Linked DNA regions of Homo sapiens: region 2 is linked to region 1. Evidence: read pairs that join two places in POLR2A ChIA-PET (ENCODE). Cell type or tissue: OCI-LY7. All regions are shown on one strand. Links, peaks and the distances in the headings refer to the core of each region. The heading gives the core; the rest is flanking DNA. Region 1 overlaps FOXP1 (forkhead box P1). Region 2 overlaps FOXP1 (forkhead box P1).

The links. Peaks named below come from ENCODE experiments on the same cell type or tissue, not always from the same donor. Only the 100,000 strongest peaks of a DNase experiment are listed, where the experiment ranks them.
Region 2: POLR2A ChIA-PET joins it to region 1 with 5 read pairs; 3 of 35 experiments call an interaction of 5 or more read pairs at or near these places.

Annotation. Positions count from the first base shown.
Region 1 is chr3:71,290,174-71,299,651 of GRCh38, forward strand. The region is part of intron 5 of FOXP1 (forkhead box P1); the gene reads right to left. FOXP1-AS1 (FOXP1 antisense RNA 1) reads left to right here. Exons shown (of 5, transcript NR_126463.1): 2 at 2,344-2,467; 3 at 6,277-6,334. Among named protein-coding and RNA genes, the nearest start is that of FOXP1-AS1, 5.2 kb to the left of the region's middle. In OCI-LY7, for the core only: no CTCF peak of the experiment used is centred there; no DNase peak of the experiment used is centred there.
Region 2 is chr3:71,352,213-71,361,690 of GRCh38, forward strand. FOXP1 (forkhead box P1) reads right to left here. Exons shown (of 21, transcript NM_001349338.3): 4 at 6,938-7,032. Among named protein-coding and RNA genes, the nearest start is that of FOXP1-AS1, 67 kb to the left of the region's middle. In OCI-LY7, for the core only: no CTCF peak of the experiment used is centred there; a DNase peak (open chromatin) is centred at 4,189.

The DNA of each region.
Region 1 (9,478 bases), core at 2,891-6,890:
CCACCCACTGTCTTGCTGTATTTTAGTGATGGGAGCACCACCTTCTATCAGTTCCTTAGAACAGAAAGCATTTGTCTTCTGACTCCTCTGTTTCTGCCCATAAGCAATCCATCAGTGAATCCTATTGATTATATCCCGTCATTCAAGACAAAAATCTTAAGAGTCTTCTGTGATGCAACTTTTTCAAACTCCCCATCAATTTCACTAGGAAATCCTTTGGCTCAATGTTTAAATAAATTCCAAATTCAACAACTTCTCAGCACCTCCCCTGCCATTGTGATCCTGGCCATCATCATATCTCACTGGGATTATTCTAGTGGCCTCCTGACAGGTCTCCCTGCCTATGACCTCATCCACCCAAAGTCTATTTTCAAAACAGCTCCCAGAGCGATCCATTTAAAAAGCATGAGTGAGATCTTGCTCTACCTCAAAGCCCCTCAATGGCTCCCCAATAAGAATATAAAAAGCCCTAATGCCCTACTCAGTCTGGCCCTGTTACACTGTTATGTTGTCTCTTACTACAACTTGAGTAGCCTTAATCCAATATTCTGCAATCAAAAGTGCTCCGAAATCCAAAACTTTTTGAGCACAGATACAACACTCAAAGGAAATGCTCACAGGAGCATTTCAGATTTGGGATTTTGGGGTTAAGGATGCTTAGCTGGTAATGCATATATTATAAAATCTGAAAGATCCCAAATCAGAAATATTTCTGGTCCCAAGCATGTCAGATAACAGATACTCAACCTGTACTCTTCCCTTAAGGACACTGCTTCGGCCATACTGGCTGACTTGCTCTCTTTAGAATAGGCTACATCTCTGCTCACCTTACATGGACTTACCCTGACCACCCACCACCCTATTTACACAGCAACCCTTCCCTCTGACAATGTGACCTCCCTTATCCTTTTATATTTTCTCTACAGTATCTATCACCACGCCCTTGTTTATCACGCTTCGCTGGTTGTCCACTCCCTCTAAACCAATGAGCAGAGGGCTTGGTGGCTGTGCTGTCCACTGCTATATCCAGCAACACTGTCTAATAGAAATACAATGGCTGCCACATAAGTAACTGTGACGCTTTTCAGAAGTAACAAGAAACAGCTGAAATTAATTTTAATATTTTATTTAACCTAATGTATCCAAAACGATCATTTCAACATGTAATCGATGAAGAAAAATTATCAAATATTTCATGTTCTTTTTTCCATACAAAGGCTTTGAAATACTTTGTAGATTTTACACTGCACATCCAAGTTTGGGCTAATCACATTTCAAGTGTTCAGCAGCTCCAGGTAGCTAGTGGCTCCCACACTGGACAGGGGAGGTCAAGCACAATGCCTGGCATACAGCAGGCATTTAATAAAGATGTGTGAATAAACAGATGAGGGAATAAATCCAACCTGCAGAAAGAACTACTTTACATTGCAAAGACAGTACTCATATGTTTCAGAAGTTTTACTGCATACACATAAAATCCTTACCACATGTGACATATTCTGATTTTTTTATTTTACTGTATTGTATGCTTATTCTGTATTTTTTTTTTTTTTTTTTTGAGATGGAGTCTCACACCAGGCTGGAGTGCAGTGGTGTGATCTTGGCTCACTGCAACCTCTGCCTCCCGGGTTCAAGTGATTTTCCTGCCTTAGCCTCCCACGTAGCTGGGACTACAGGTGTGCGCCACCATGCCCAGCTAATTTTTGTATTTTTAGTAGAGATGGGGTTTCACCATGTTGGCCAGGATGATTTTGATCTCTTGACCTCGTGATCTGCCTGCCTCGGCCTCCCAAAGTGCTGGGATTACAGGCCTGAGCGACTGTGCCTGGCCGCTGATTCCATTTTTTAAAAGTCTTGGGTACAAGCCACTACACTAAAATCCTTAACCCACAAACTGGTTCCAACGGCCACTTTGAAAATGACTGGTCTAAATAAACTTTAAAGTATGGAATTTGTAATGAATGTATTTTAGGATATTTCCTCTGGCCTCCAGAGACCACTGAGGACCTTTTGAAAGGGAAACAGACCAACCTCCAGAAAAAAAAGACTGGAGGAAAGAGTGAGCATGTAAGCTACCATGGCAAGCCATAGACTGCAATAATCACAGTCCATCCAACAATGGGAGGTTTCTCTTAATTAAAAAGTAATTTTATTTTACTTTTGATTTATTTATTTTTTGAGATGGAGTCTCCCCTCTGTTGCCCAGGATGTAGAGCAGTGGCATGATCTCAGATCACTGTAACCTCTGCCTCCCAAGTTCAAGCAATTCTCTCACCTCAGCTTCCCAGGTAGCTGGGACTACAGGTGTGCACCACCATGCCCAGCTAATTTTTGTATTTTTAGCAGATACCAGGTTTCGCCATGTTGACCAGGCTGGTCTCAAACTCCCAACCTCAAGTGATCCACCTGCCTTGGCCTCCCAGAGTGCTGGGATTACAGGTGTGAGCCACCATGCCCGGCCTAAAAGGTAATTTTAAATAACTGGTCACACTCTCAGATAATTAACAAAACATCTAATTACCTTTAATTACATACCACATATATGCCAATATACAAAATTCAGGAAAGATCTGCATGATTTTCACCCTTTAAAAAGAGTGAATTTGACAAGGGCAGAAAGACTTCATGTTTTTCCTTTTTCTTCCCGACCCCATGCAAAGCCAGATCAGTGGCAGAGAGGAACAAACTGAAACGATTCATCTTCATTTCAAATTCACAAAGTCCCATTCACCAATAGTGTTTTTAAAAGATACCACAAACTTCAAATCCAAACTCAGCACTGCTTAGTAACTGTCACTACAGCTTCAACTTTTAAATGGGCTCATAAAATAAGGATTCTGTCATCAGTACACTATTTGTTTCTTTGAGGTCCTTGGTGTTACTAGATACTGAGGGGGTAGGCCCACAAGGTTAACACAGATGTGCTACCTTTTATAATATTTTGTTTTTGTACAGTTAAGCTTCAGATTTCTTTCAGAGGCTTTTGAATTGCCAAGGAAAGGCTCTATTTCCTACATCTGTGGTACGTCGTTAAGTTGCCACCTAACATGAGGTTTGTGTTCCTAAAATGCTCAAGGTGAGCAGTTGGAATATTTGTGCCTTTGGCAGATAGGACAGCAAAAACATCATTTAAAAAATACATGGATACAGTAGTTCAGTGGTGTGAGCCTATAGTCCAAGCTATTCAGGAGGCTGAGGCAGGAAGATCCCTCAAGCCCAGGAGTTCGGGGCTGCAGTAAGCTCTGATCACACCTATGAACAGCCACTGTAATCCTGCCTGGGCAACACAGCCAGACCCCATTTCTTAAAAAAAAAAAAAAGATAGATAAAACCATTTGCTATTTGGTTTTGTATTTTTGATTGTTCACTGTGCAAAATATGGTTATTTGATAATTGCTGCAAATATTGTCTTTACTACTAAATATGCCTTCATGTACATTTCAACAAGTGACTTCTGCTTGAAAACGAACTCTATTGAGCATATTTCTCTGGAAATCAATATTTAAGAAATTTTTTTTCTTTGAAACTAACATTCAAGAGAGACAGCTCTTGTTTACAGAGTAACTTAGTTTAGCATTATGGCTAACAATGTTTAAAAACAGCTAACTTAAAATGCAAACATTTAAATTCTGACGTTTAACTGTTGAGAGGCCATGTCAGTCTACGGAAATACACACAGCATAAAAAACAGTAATTTTTCCCCAGTTCTGTCCCTTGTAAGAATATTTCAAGCAACCATTCTCTTAGATTTAAAAATAAGAACTCATGAGGTTTTAAGACAGTTAAAAATTTTAAATGCCTAGATGAACCTTGAAAACATTTTGCTAAGTGAAAGAATCCAGTCACAAAAGGATGTGGGATTCCATTTCTATGAAACGTCCAGACTAAGTAAATCTATACAAACAGAATGTATATTTGTTGTTATCAGGGGATGGCGGGAGGGCAGAATGCAGTGTAAGTGCTAATAGTTACTAGGGTTTTTTCTTAAGCGATGAAATATTCTAAAACTGAACTAGATGGTTGCAACTCTGAACACATTAAGAACTATTGAAAAGTCAGTACACCTTAAATGGGTGAATTGTATTGTATGTGAATTATATCTCAGTAATTCTGTTAACAAAAAATTAACATGCCTGATAACATTCACAACAGCATATAAGGAAATCAAGTTAATCTCACATAACTTCCATACGATGCTAAAACACATAATTCCCGACACCCTGGACTCCTTGTTTTAGACCACTTCTCAAATCAACCAACAATTGCCCTTCCTAACACCCATCATCAGCATCGTCATTCATGTATGCCTGCCCCTCTAGACTATCAACTCTGTGAGGACAGAGACCATGTCCTTCTTACACGGTGCTATAATCTCAGCACCTAGCACACACCCACCAATAAACATCTGCAGTAAGAATTAATATATGTATGTATGTACATACATCTGTATGTATGAATGAATGAATGAAATTACTAGATTGGAGCAACTGAATCAATGAAGTACTTGTATTCTACTTGTCCCCTTAAATCTGTTTGTCAATTCTCCCCAGGCTCCTGGCCACCTAGGTAGAGACACTTCCCAGCAGCCCTCAAAGTTTGCTGGGCCTTATGACCACAATCTTACCAGTTAAGTGACAATGAGTGGGATGTATACAATGTTTAACTCTTTTGATCAAAAGAAAATTGCTTGCTTTGGACATCTCCATAGTGCGGCAACAACATAGCTTCAACCATATGATAAAGACAAAGCCCCAAGGGAGGAGAGCACAGACGGAAAGATCTGCCCAGACAAGCTACATTGGTCTGGTTGTTTCACGAGAGAAGTAGACTTCTATTTTATTTAAGCCATTTTACGCTGGGGTCTCTTTGTTACACCAGCCTAGTCTTTACCCTGACGGTTACAACCCAGGCATGAGTGTACTGTATGTGTGTACGGGGGATCAGGGAGCATTTCAATGCTTAACTGAATTGACTGATCACATTCCAGCCAATGCGGTCATCTGGTAACTCAGTAACGACTGCTTCCAGTGTCTTCATAACAACTTCCTTAATTAATGGTCACATAATTCAAATGCTAAATACTCTAAAAAGGTAGTTTTGAATGGGTTTAGCTCAGAATTGCTGTGTCATTAGGTAAATGTTCAAATCACTCACATATACACTTTTAAAGGAACTTATATTTCAAATAACTGAATAGCATTTTAGCTTTATTTTTCACCAAGAAATAATTTATAATAGGTAAGACACAATGAATGTTATCTACAAGGATGCATTTATAGTTCCTTCATCTAACATAAAACACCTTAAATTAGGGATGGAGTGGGGGGAAAATTGCAATGATTCAACTTCCTTTTGATTGTTTTTTAGTTTTCTCTCAAATAACCTGACTTTAAAAAAAAAACTGAACCAATACACAAAATGTGAAGCTTGGAGATGCCTAATGTTTAAAACTAACCATTTTAATTGTAATCTATATGGCCTTGATGATTATCTTCAACTCTCAATGCCATTCAGAATTGAATATAAGATGATGAATTTTACAAATTGGATTTGAATTTTAAGCAAATGCATGTGGGTAAATTGTCAATGGTGAGGGGAGGCAGGAAAAAATGCCACAGAAACCTTTATTAGATCACCAAACCAAGGCAACCATAATAGAATGACATCTGTATAATTGTGACCAGTGCATCCCTCTTTAGTTTCCATCTTGACATTCTGGATGACCTTGGGTAAACTATTTATCATCAACGGGACCGTTTTTCCAGTCTGTAAAGTGGGGATTATGAGAATTGCCAGCTACCTCTTAGGAATGCCAGCAACCAGATCCATTTTGTAAAGCACTCAGATCTAGTTGGAAGAAAATTGTTATATCACTCCCGAGTATGATGACTGTTATTTATGACTCTTCAGACCATAGAATCCAAATTTTCAAAATGGCTTCATTTGGTTTTCTGAATTTGCCTGGCGACTTTTATGTATATAATCAGTTATTCCCATAGTACCTTTGTAGGCATATTTCTGTGCATCTATACTGACTCTTAATAATTCCCAGGTTTCAAATTTGAGGCGTGGTATTTACTGAGAAGCTCCTGGCATCTGAAGTCTACATGCTTCTTGCAGTGTGAAAGATGATGCTGATTTTTTTGTCCATTGCTGGATGGCAAGGTCTTCTCCTCATTTAAGGCTTATTCATCAGGAAGAAACGCTAACCACTATATTCACTTGAAACATCTTTTTAAATTGTATATTTCCAACAAACCTTTTATTTCTTTCTAGATAAGAGATCAAGATATATACAAATTAGTCTTTGAAAGATCTTTCACCTTGTTCAAAGGTAAAAATTACATTTATTACTTAAGTCTATATACCCTAACTTATTTCTCCCCAAAATTTGAAATTAGCATCAAAACACAGATGGAATGGATACTGTAAAAGAAAAAAAAAAGTGTTAAGTAATGAAATGTTCACTTGGAATAGGAATACTGAAGATGATGTATGATATACTTTGGAAATGTGTCCCCTCCAAATCTCCCTCTTGAAATCTGGTCCCCAATGTCAGAGGAGGGGCCAATAGAAGGTGTTTGGATCATGGGGGCTGATCTCTCACGAATGGCTAGTGTCCTCCCCAGAGTAATGACTGAGTTCTTGCTCTATTAGTTCATGACAAATCTGGTTGTTAAAAAGAGCCTGGCTCCCCTTCCCTCCAAGCTTCCTTTTTCTCTTGTCATGTGACATGCCTGTTCCAAACCCCCTTTTGCCATGACTGGAAGCTTCCTAAGGTCCTTACTAGAAGTAGGTACTGGCACATGTTTCTTGTACAGTCTGCAGAATTATGAGCCAAATAAAATTCTTTTCTTTATAAATTACCCAGCCTCAGGTATTCCTTTATAGCAACACCAAACAGACGAAGACAATGTATATAGAACAAAAACAAAGACAACAAAAAAAGCTGAAAGTAGAGAACAACTATAGAGACTGAGCATATAAAATACTTTTATGATCAAGTAATTTTACAAGGGGGGCATTATTTGCACGATATTAAATAATCCCATAGATCATGCACTTGATAGTGATTATGAAGAAAGCATTTTTTTTGTAATATAGACTATTTTTCTCAGGCAATGCCAATGACAAATTTCTAGAAACATTTCTTTCCAATTTTTCCCTTGACCTATGATATTTTTAACTTTCAACAATATTACAGAATTTGGGGTGGGGTGGGGACTGTATTTCCATTTTCAGGTAACAGGTGAAAGAACGGACATTATAAAGATATTGAATCAGAAGAAAAATAATTCATGCTTACAGGTGATTACAAAAAAAAAAAAAAACAAAACAACAAATGAAAACCCATCAGTGAAGGTTATATTTGGAGCTGTATGGATAAGGCAACTCTCAAGCTAAACTTTTCATCTTTTCTACCACTTTTTCAGCTTTGTTTAATTTTTTTTTTTTTTTTTCAGACAGAGTCTCCTTCTGTCTCCCAGCCTGCAGAACAGTGGTGCGATCTCAGTTCACTGCAACCTCTGCCTCCCGGGTTTAAGTGATTCTCCTGCCTCAGCCTCCTGAGTAGCTGGGATCACAGGTGCCCGCCACCACACCCAGCTAATTTTTGTATTTTTAGTAGAGACGGGGTTTCACCAGGTTGGTCTCGAACTCCTGACCTCAGGTGATCCACTCGCCTCAGCCTCCCAAAGTGCAGGGATTACAGACATGAGCCACCATGCCTGGCCTGTTTAATCATAATTTTTAGCTTTGCCAGAAACCTCTGCTAACAGTAGGAGATGAGTTAGACATGTGGCACCACTTTGCATGAGGAGCATCTTGGATTGAGATCACTCTGTGAGATTATAGAGACCAGGAGACAGCAAATTACCACCTTGCTGAGTAGCTGCAACAGAGGCTGAATGCCCCCACAAGTAGAAAATATTTACTATGTGGCCCTTGACAGAAAAAGTTTGCAGACCCTTGATATAGATTAATGTCTTCCTTTTAAAGATTAGAAAACTGAGGCCGGGAGCAGTGCCTCACGCCTGTAATCCCAACACTTTGGGAGGCCGAGGTGGGCGGATCACGAGGTCAGGAGTTTGAGACCAGCCTGACCAACATGGTGAAACCCCGCCTCTCCTAAAAACACAAAAATTAGCTGGGTATGATGGCGACTGCCTGTAATCCCAGCTACTCAGGAGGGTGGGGCAGGAGAATCACTTGAACCCGGGAGGCAGAGGTTGCAGTGAGCCGAGATCCCGCCACTGCACTCCAGCCTGGGCAACAGAGCGAAACTCCGTCTCAAAAAGAAAAAAAAAGAAAAAAAGAAAAAGAAAAAGAAAATTGAGCCTCAGCAAAGGGAAGTGTCTTGCTGTGGCCTGATAATCCCAATTACTGGTTGGGAATCAATTCCTTCCATGCCGAAACATCTGAAACGTATGTTTGTCCTCTCTGAAATACAATTAGGTAGATCCTGCAAAGGTTTCATTTAAACAATATAGATGGTGAAATGATGCAAGTCTGATTTTTCTAGACCAAATTAAATGTGCCAGAATGCAACTACAAAAACAAATCCATATCCTTTATATATATGCATTCTAGAACCCCCCCAAGCCCCAGGTGAGACTTATCAAAAACTGATCAAAGATTCTTCACATTATGAAAAGTTCCACAAAAAACTCTGTTCAACTCAATAATAAGTCTATATCTGACAAATACATAAACTTTAGTAAAATCTGAGCAAAGGCTTTGTTCAACCATGCTGGCAGGTAACCTGTTTTTAGACAGACACAAATCTACTAAATCAAATGGAACTATTAAAGGCCAAAAATTCTAAATGAAACAAAGATGCTACTGCTTGAGAAATATCAGATGTTAAAACGACCGGCAGGATCATCTTCTGTAAGATGATCATTGCCTTTATCAGAGAGGTACTTTTGAAATCAAGTAAATATGTAGCATCCATAACCATTTTAACCGGAGTACTTTTTCACTCCCCCTCCCAAAAGCGAATTTGAGAAAATTAAATTTGGCTTTAATTCATTAAGCTACTTTAGTCTCTCTGAAAACTTCTAATTTTAAAATCAAGTACTCATTTGATTTTCAAGCAAGGTCAAGAGAACAAGGCAGCCTAGCGCTGACATTACAGGGATATGCCCCACACTGCTCAGCAGTTACATCAATGTGGCGTGTTGCTATGGTGCCTGACTGTTAATTTCTGAAAGAAGGTGATTATAAAGCCGCCAGATGAACATCAATTGGATGACACCACTTCAGCACACAATACTGACATGCGTTACTCTTGTTTGCAGCAAGTTAATTTTATGAATCACCACTTTTGTGATGTGAATATTCCTTTCTAACTTTAAACCTACCAAGTCAACAAGAAACAAATAAATTTAAAAAATAAAAATAAGTTCAGCTTCAACAAACAGAGAAGAGTTTGATAATATTTGGGGGGGAAATGTGAACCTGTAGACCATTTCTTAAG
Region 2 (9,478 bases), core at 2,483-6,482, 62 kb after region 1:
CTCAGCACTTTGGGAGGCTGAAGGGGGTGGATCACCTGAGGTCAGGAGTTCGAGACCAGCCTGGCCAACATGGCAAAATCCTGTCTCTACCAAAAATACAAAAATTAGCCAGGCATGGTGGCATGCATCTTAGTCCCAGCTACTTGGGAGGCTGAGGCAGGAGAATCGCTGGAACCAGGGAGGTGGAGGTTGCAGTGAGCCGAGACTGCACCACTGCACTCCAACTTCAGCCTGGGCAACAGAGCGAGACTCCATCTCAAAAAAAAAAAAAAAAAAAAAAACACAACAGGCTACGAGGGGAAGGAATTTCTAGGTCCAGATCCTACTTTGCTCCATATAAGCAGAGGGCTCTGGGTGAGTCATTTAACTCACTATTCTTCAGCTTCCTCACCTGTAAAATGAATTTTTAGAATGATGATTACTTCACAGAGTTACTATGAGTTAATAAATATCAAAGGCTTAGAATCATGTCTGGCATACAGACAGTAAAGGTAGCTATTATAGGGTAGACCTTTCAAAAGCTAGAATGTTTCTCTTAAAAAACTGCTGTTTATTGAGATTTTTTAGGGTTAGATTTTTCATGAGTTTAGAAAATTCTACTTCCACCTCTCCCTACTTTTTAAGCATGCAGAATATTGGTGACAGCACGAAATGCAAGTTCTTCTAGGTACATACATACAGATAAACCTAAGAAGGTCTAAGCACCAATTATTCTAGGAGTAGAATCCCAAAGAAACTGCCAGGTTTAGGAAGTGAGTCAGGAGTGGGAGACTATTTTGTGTCACCATTAATGACTGGGGACAGATGTGGACAAAGACAGGACACAGGCTCTCCTGGTTGGAATACCCAGGGCAAAACCTTTACTGATCCCCTGGGAAAGCTGGCATTAAAAAATTCAGCCCTAGAGCATCTTAGCCAGAGTCACCTGGCACTGAGAGACTGCTGAACCAAATTGGACTCAGACGATGCAGCAAAATTTCAAAGCATTAAAGTAAAAACCCTCAGAAAGCTCCTAATCTTCCCCGCTGCTCCTCAGGCACCAGGGTATTGAGAAGAGGGCAGCACAAGGGCTGATCTAGGCCCTCAAGCATCCCGCGTAAACTGCCTGATCAAGTCTCATATTACACGGATCTGTTTCCCCTTTCACGAATTATTATTTTAGTTTCTGAAGTGATATTTGGAGACAGGGGTGTTATATATTTTTAGAGATGCAAAAAATCTGGGTGTTAGCCACTCTGAGGGTTATCATGAGTCTAACCAATGTTTTTTTTTCTGATTTATTCACTTACTTTGACTGAAACTTACTGGATTTCATCTTTTCCTTTCCTAAAAGGATATTAGTAACCACGTTTGATGCCTTAAACTATATTTTAATCATGTCCTTTTATTGTTAAGTTGCAAGAGTACAAGTTATGAATTAATAAAAGAAATGGCTATTTTAATTTCCTAGATAACCCTAGTTACTCCATAAGTCGTGTAAATAAGAGTATATGATTTCATAGATTTCATTCTTGTCCGCTAGAAAGTCATGTGATACAGAGTGAGACAGGTCCCTCTCTCTGCTTCAGCTTTTACATAAAAAATTCACAATGAACAACAAATGTCAACCACTGACATGGTGGAACAATATAGCAAAAATAATAGATCATCTTCTTCAAGCAGGTGGAAGAAATTGGTGTTAATAATGAAAGACATTTATATCTAACTCCTTTCAGACTATACAGACTTTGGTTTTCTATCAAAAGAGAAGTGATGTGAATTTTCAGGACCGACACATCAAGTATATTTTTTTAAAAAAAGAGAAGAGAATTGGGCTGGGCGCGGTGGTTCACGCCTGTAATCCCAGCACTTTGGGAGGCTGAGATGAGCGGATCACAAGATCAGGAGTTCAAAACCAGCCTAGCCAGCAAGGTGAAACCCCGTCTGTATTAAAAATACAAAAAAAAAAAAAAAATACTAGGGAGGCTGAGGCAGGAGAATCGCTTGAACCCAGGAGCGGAGGTTATGGTGAGCTGAGATTGCGCCACTGCGCTCCAGCCTGGGTGACAGAGCGAGACTCCGTCTCCAGAAAAAAAAAAAGAGAGAGAGAAGAGAATTTAAGGAAATTTAAGATGCCCTCTATTGCAAGGCAGGAGATCAAACCAGCTCTGATTAACTTAAAGGCAAAACATATCCCCAGCAAGAAGGCGTACAGACACTGCAGCACCCCAAACTCTCAATTTCCATGGTTTTCTGGATGTGGGTCAGGCTCCAGACACTGAGCCATTGCAGCGCTTGAGGTTTCTAGCATGTGCTACCTGAGACAGGTCATGAGCATCCAACAGTCAACGTGTCAACAACAAATATAAAACAGACTATCTCACTGCTTGCTTATTTTGTACTTTTTGAAGTTAATTCAGCACATGAAACATGAGCAAATATAATCGGGAATCAAGGTTCTTTGCCATCTTTGCCACCTCTAAAATGAACATCAGAAGAAAGCAGAAGATGAGTTTTATCAGTGGAGGTCCCCAAAGCCTTTGCTGATACCCTTAAATCAACAGCACTGTTATTCTGTTCCAGACGTTGTGCAAAGTGCTTTATACGTACCATCTAATTTAATCCTCGCAATAGCTCAGTGGCTAGGTAATGCTATTACCCCTGCCCCAGGCAAGTAAACTGAGTCTTAGAGAGAGAAAATAATTTGTCCAAAAAAAGAGCCACTGAATGAGAGTGTTGGGGTTTGAGCTTGGATCCCAATGTCCTTAATCAATTTGTACCACCCACAATATCCTTCAGGCTCAAGTGGCAAATGATTCTGTCTTCATGGGGAAGATAATGTATAACCCCTTCCGGATGGGACACGCAGAGTATGCAGTACATAGTGGGAACTTTCCAGAGAAAACCCAAGGGCAGTATTTTATTCCTACAATAAAGGTGATGTGTGTAGCTTTGTTCCTTCTCTTTCTCCCTCAACCAGATACAGTCCTCTTAGGTGCCATAAAAATACAGAAATTCACAGGGAAATCCCCAGACTCTGACTGATTCAACAAATACCGACTGCATGCATACCTACCATATGTTAGGCACTGCTAGCCATGGAGAAGCCACACTGAATACGACCTACTTCTTGCTTATTACCTGATAAACAGGTGAATTCATGAAGGGACAGGGCTGTAACATATGGAACAAACAAGAGGTTTGGATCAAGAAAAATAATAAAGGGGCTGTCCCCTTTCACGTAGGTGGTCAGCAAAGGCATGTTTAAGGGGTTGATTTTTGAACTGAACACTAAGGGATGAGAAGGAGTGAGTCCTGGGAGGCATGGAAGGTATCCCGTAATTCAGAGGCAAGGGAGATTTTATGACATCTGAGAAGAGTAATGGGGTTTAAATAAAATATTGGAAACCACGCGGCAAAAGCTCGAAGTTTCCAAGAGTCTTTTGAACACGCCAGATCTTCAAGCCACTATCTCCACACAGTGAACATGATGGAAGCAAAGCCTATGTCAGGCAGACCCCTGATAAGTACTACTATAGGCTGGGGTCTGTTGCCCCAAAACCATCAGTTCTGTGATATGGTGTCAATGTTAATGAATTATCACTGCAGGTTTGTTATTATAGGTGGTGTGACTCTTACCCGTCTCACCTAACAGGGCTCAAAAACTCAAGAGACAGCCAGGGTCACGTGGTTGGCACTGTTTTTCAATCTGGGTACAAGTCACCAACTGGGTCATCCATGAGTACTGCTGACATTCTTTGCCACGGACCTGTGGCAGCTTCTGTGTGCAGATGACACAGTCCTTTGAGGGCCATTCCCAAGAGGATCTGTGGGGGACTAGGACCTGCTTTGCCGAGTCAGCACAGAGGCAGGGATGGAGGATGAGGTGGCAGAAGATCGACATCATGTAACATCAGCCTGCACGAGCGAAACCCTACAGTTTCAGATTATCATCAGCAATACCAACTTGAAAGCAGTTAGTGAATTCTGCTTGCGAGGCAGGACCATTGTCTGACTAAGTCAAAAAAAAAAAAAAAAAAAAAGGAATAAAAAAAGAACTGTATGCTTCTCAGGGGAAATCCTCAAAACAGGATCCAGAGACCTAAGCTCTGCTAACAGGGCTACAGCAGCTGTATACATAGCTGCACGTGTCCTTGCAGATGTGCAGCAGGACAAGCTCCCAAGGCTGTACTTGCATTTACAAGGGAATACCAGGTGAGGAGCAATGGACTGCGAAACATGCGTCATCTATCAGTAAAACAACGACCAGTGAACCAGCAACAGGATGGTACAAGCTTGTCAGAGACAGAGATTTCCACTGTATCACCTGGGGTGCCTAGTACAATGCTGGCATTTATGATGTACCAGGATCCGTGCTAAGCTCTTTACAAGCATCACCTCTCTAACTCTTCAGAGTGAGCTGGCTTCTATTTTTATCCCCTTTTCCAGATAAGGAGGCCGTGGCACAGAAAGGTTAAGTAACTTGCCTAGGGTTGTTCAGCCAGGAAGTGGAAAAGGTGGAATCTGAGTCTAAGCCAATCTAACTTCAAAGCAGACACTCTTAACCATGCTGCTATCCTGTATCCACAGGAGGCATCCAAGGAGTTTCTGCGAATGCATCCATTACCCTAAGTTTTATGACTACTCGTCACAGGCCAGTATAGGCAGAGAATATATTATTAATACAAAGCATAGGGAAGTCTCATTCTATTCATTTTATGGGATAAAAAGTGGCTCACAAGAATCATGTACAGGCCAATTTGGGACAGAAAATTTGGACAGGAGTGGCTTACTTGTCCCGTGCACCCCACTCCCACGGTAAGCTTTCAGCAGAGATACAGGGAGCAACAAATCACAGAAAGGTAGGATGGAGAGTTCTGTCCCGTCCTTGAGTCTACATAAGAACAGAGGGACAATGCAAAGCTGTCAGCAATGTCCCCTGCCCATATAGGGGGAACAGAATTGGGTGTGAGTGCGTGCCACTAAGACCTCATGCTAGTACTCAAGCCTTAATGAAATCTTACATCCACAGGAAGGAAAACCCACTAGACTAGCATATTCGAGAGTTTAAATTTTGCTTTATAGCTCTCTTAATAAAGAAATGTATTTCTCAGATTTGCCATGGCACTTTCAGTAAGAATATTGTGGTCTTAAAATATTTACTGAGCTGTATCTCTGCTGAGAATTAAACAGGCTAAAATTCTAACATGTAAAATTCAAACAAGGCACAGTCAACAGAAGGCATTCATTGAAAATAAATAAAAATTAAACATGTAAGCAAAATTGACAGCATGATTTCGTAAAAGTAACCATAATGGTTGCTCAGTAAGCATTCACCTTTTCTTAGTACTAGAACCCAGAATTTACCTGGGACATCAAATTGTTCAAGTCTAAGGATGCATTTCCCAGACACCCTTACAGTTAGGGGTGGCTAATAGGATGTAAGCAGGCATCATTGGATAAGGCTACAGGGAAAGTGCTTTAAAAAGGCCTGCCTCAGCCAGGAAAACTACTTTTTGTCTTGGATGTAGAGGCAATGGCCTGAGAGCCAGCAGCCACCATGTGACCTTGAAGATGAAGGAACGCACTTGAATAAGCAGAGTAGAAAGATAGAAGACACAAACTGCTCTTCCCAGATGTTTTTACGACAGAATACTTAAATAATTTTTTATACTTATATCTCTCTTACTAGAAAACAATTCTTAACTAATATAATGACATGAAAACATATCTAAAGATGACACTACAATTTTCTCTGAGGGAAAAAAAAAACTAGAAGATTCATGAATTGGGATTCTGATTAACCCTCTATTCCCAAAGCTGTTTGTTTAAGTATGACTTGCCTTCTTAATTAGTATTGCTAGCCCAGGGAAGCATATTTGCTGAGCCTGTCTCTCTGTTTTGACATGCAAGACTTGTGAAATTTAAACATACTTGTAGGCATCCAAAGCATTATTATTTATTAAGGCCTATATTAAAGGTGAGATCTTACAGCACTCTCAGATTCTGATGATTAAAGGAAATTTAATCGTTCTTCATTGGCATTTGATCTTTAGCCTACCATAATCTACCCGCATATCCCTTCATCCATATTTGATACTAAAAAGAAAGACATTTCAACAGCTAGTCCATCAACTGTAAAATAGAAGGAACGTACAGACAAACCACATTACTCAGAAAATAAGAGAGCTTTCCCCCACACTCATTTCGCTCATGAAAGCCCAATGTGATTAAAAAGGTGAAGAAGTCACACTCCACAAGGTGAACCAGAATGACTGTAGAGCCGATCATCACATTCGTAAGGAGTTTCGAAATTTTCAAAGTGCTTTCACATGCATTATATCTTGTTTCATCCTTACAACACCATCTTTCAAGGTAGTAAGGGCAGGTATATATTTTTTATTCCTGTTTCTCGCAGATAAATGGTTTGCTCAAGGTCAGACGGAGTGGTACCCAGCGAGGTGTCAGGTTTACAGGTCAAATGTCCGTTTTTGATGCATCCAATCAAGGGACAGCCTACTATAGTCTTCAGGCCAAATATGGCTTACTGTCTGTTTTTGTAAATAAAGTCTCACTGGAGCACAGTGACACCCCTTTGCTTGTATATTATCTATGGCTGCTTTTGTGCTCTAAAGGCAGAGTTGACTAGTTGCAAAAAAGACTGTATGGCTCATGAGGATGACAATATTTCCTATCTGGCCCCTTACAAATTTTACCAACCCCTGCATTAGGTCACCTTCCCACAAATATGATCCCCGTTATGAACCCTATTCTTGAAAACCATAAAGCTATCATGGGGGGTAGCAGCATTCAAATGCCTGCTAGCTTCAGAATCAGGGCCTGATAATTAGAAAGGCCATTATCTTCTGCAGGATTACTATATCGACCACTGGGTCCCCCGCAAAGGTAGATGGCAATTTTTAGGTGGTATACAGCATCAGTGGTGTCTGTCACTTACCCTGAAATTTTAACGTGTCTCACAGCCATAAAAAGCCTGGGGTCACTGGGAGGGGGCATGCATAATGCCACAGGACTGCAACACACAGAGGGAAGCTGAAAGCAAAAAGAAAAGAAGAGGTTAAGTGAAGGGGCAAATGGTGATGCTTCAAAAGCAACACAGACACACGAGCCTTTGGTATCCCTCATTTACATACCACATTTACCTTCAGTATATAATCATGTATCTAAGCATCTATTTTATCCTTTGCCTTCTAGAATCAGCATTTGACCTAGCTCACAACCTGAATTACAGGAGGAGGATGCAAAATGTTATGTAGGTGAGTAAAACTGTCACTCTTGAAGGCACTGACATCCACTTAGGAAGTTAAGTTCCTTTATCTTCCGTACCATAATTTCTATTTCTTTTCTTTTTTCTGAGACAGGGTCTCGCTCTGCCACTCAGGCTGGAGTGCAGGGCACATTCAGGGCTCACTGCAGCCTCAACTTCCCAGTCTCAAGCGCTCCCAAGTACCTTGAACTATAGGTGTGCGCCACCATGCCCAAATAATTTTGGAATTGTAGTAGACAAGCTAAATTTTAGTAGGCCGGCTGGTCTCAAACTCCTGAGCTCAAGTGATACTCCTGCCTCAGCCTACAAAGTGCTGCAATTATTTTTCCAGACACAGTCTTCTTCTATCTCCAAGGCTAGAGGAGTGCAGTGGCATGATCTCGGCTCACTGCAACCTCCACCTCCCAGTTTCAAGCGATTATCCTGCCGCAGCCTCCCGAGTAGCTGGGATTACAGGTGTCCGCCACCGTGTCTGGCTAATTTTTGTATTTTTAGTAGAGACAAGGTTTCACCATGTTGGCCAGGCTGGTCTCAAATTCCTGACCTCAAATGATCCACCCGCCTCGGCCTCTCAAAGTGCTGGGATTACAGGCATGAGCCACCATGCTCGGCTTATAATTTCTTATTTCTCAAGATAAATTCTCATAATTACAGTGCTAATACATCCTGAGAAATAAGAAAAAGAAGATCCATAGGTCCAAATGATAATTTTGCCATGAGTTTTGATCTTTTAGCCTATCTCAATGCACTCAGTAGAAGAGACAGGAGGAAGTAAGTACATACATGGACACAGGCGCCCTACTAGCGAAACATACAAGCTCTCTCCTGACAGCCAAACAGAAAATCTTACTTGCCACAGTTAGCAACTCTTTTTTTTTCAGTTGCATTTCAAATGCAAAAGGAGACTGTGACACACCTTCTCATGGAAACAGTCACTCTGTTCATGTGCTGAGACTGCAAAGCTTTCATCGCTTGGTTAGGTTATTAGTAGAATATTTACCAAATCCAATTCCAAGTAAGTTGAAGTTGCTGACAGATAAGTCAACTCATCCTCAAGCACTTTCAGAAAGTTTTTGCGAATAGCTGTCAGTAGCAAGGTTTCACATGCCGGGTCTTTTCTGCATAGATCCTTGAGATAATAATGCCATCTATATGGTCCTCAAGATTAAATAAAGGACTCTCACTAATACAGAAAAAAAAAAATGGAACTATAGAATGGGTAGAAAGCCTGAGCTTTCAAGGCACGTACATGTACGTCTGTGTGCAGTGTTCTCTTTCAATAGTAAATTCAGGCAATACTTTGTGAATTTACATGTTTTTAACCTACTCAGATGGAGAAGTTGAAACTAAAAAGGAGATGCACGAAGTTTTATGATTTGAATAGTCACCTGTCTCCGGAAACTATGTGGGCTGTCTGCCTACCAGAACTCAGAAGAGAGTTAAGAGATGGTGTTCCCAGTGGGTGTCTCTTCTAGATATGAGATAAACTCAGGCCAGATTTGTCCACACTATGTTTTCTAGGTATCTGGTGTCTAGTGTGCATAAACTCTTTGCACATGACTTCTGAATCTTCATTCTTATATGAGTTTAATGTGCTGTGTGGGCATTTTCCCTCTTGAGCAAGGGAGCTTAAGAGTATGATAAGAATGCATCAAAAATGTTTTTAAGATAATTTCAGTTGGTAAAGGCTGTAATCGTTCAAACTTAATTGGTGAACTCATTAATGAGCAACTGCCACTAAAAGAAAGATGACCATTGTCATCGACTTATCAGAGCAACGAGATAATGAAGTTAATTATATTGTTTTCAGTGGATTTACACTGGCTGCCTTTTAGATTCTACATTTCCAAACATTTGTTCTGACACCCCATGAGTTTGGACTCTTAACAAAAAACTATGAGCTGTGGACTCCTCAAGGAACAGTCGGCAGATCACAGCCCCACGTCAGGGCAATGCAATTGGAAAACTTTTCTCCCCTTTATTATCTACTTGTAAAATGTTATAAGCCTGTAAACTAGTTAATTTATGAGCCGTGTTAATAATTTGCTCACACTCGATTGCAGGTTTGGCAAACACAGTTTCCAAGGGATGTGGGAGGATAATTTGTAGGTCCGGCTTCTCTCCTAAGGGGACACTAACTAATTTGACACAGTAACATGACATTGATGGCGGGGCACACTAATGACCATTCTCCAAGACAGGGCTGTCAGC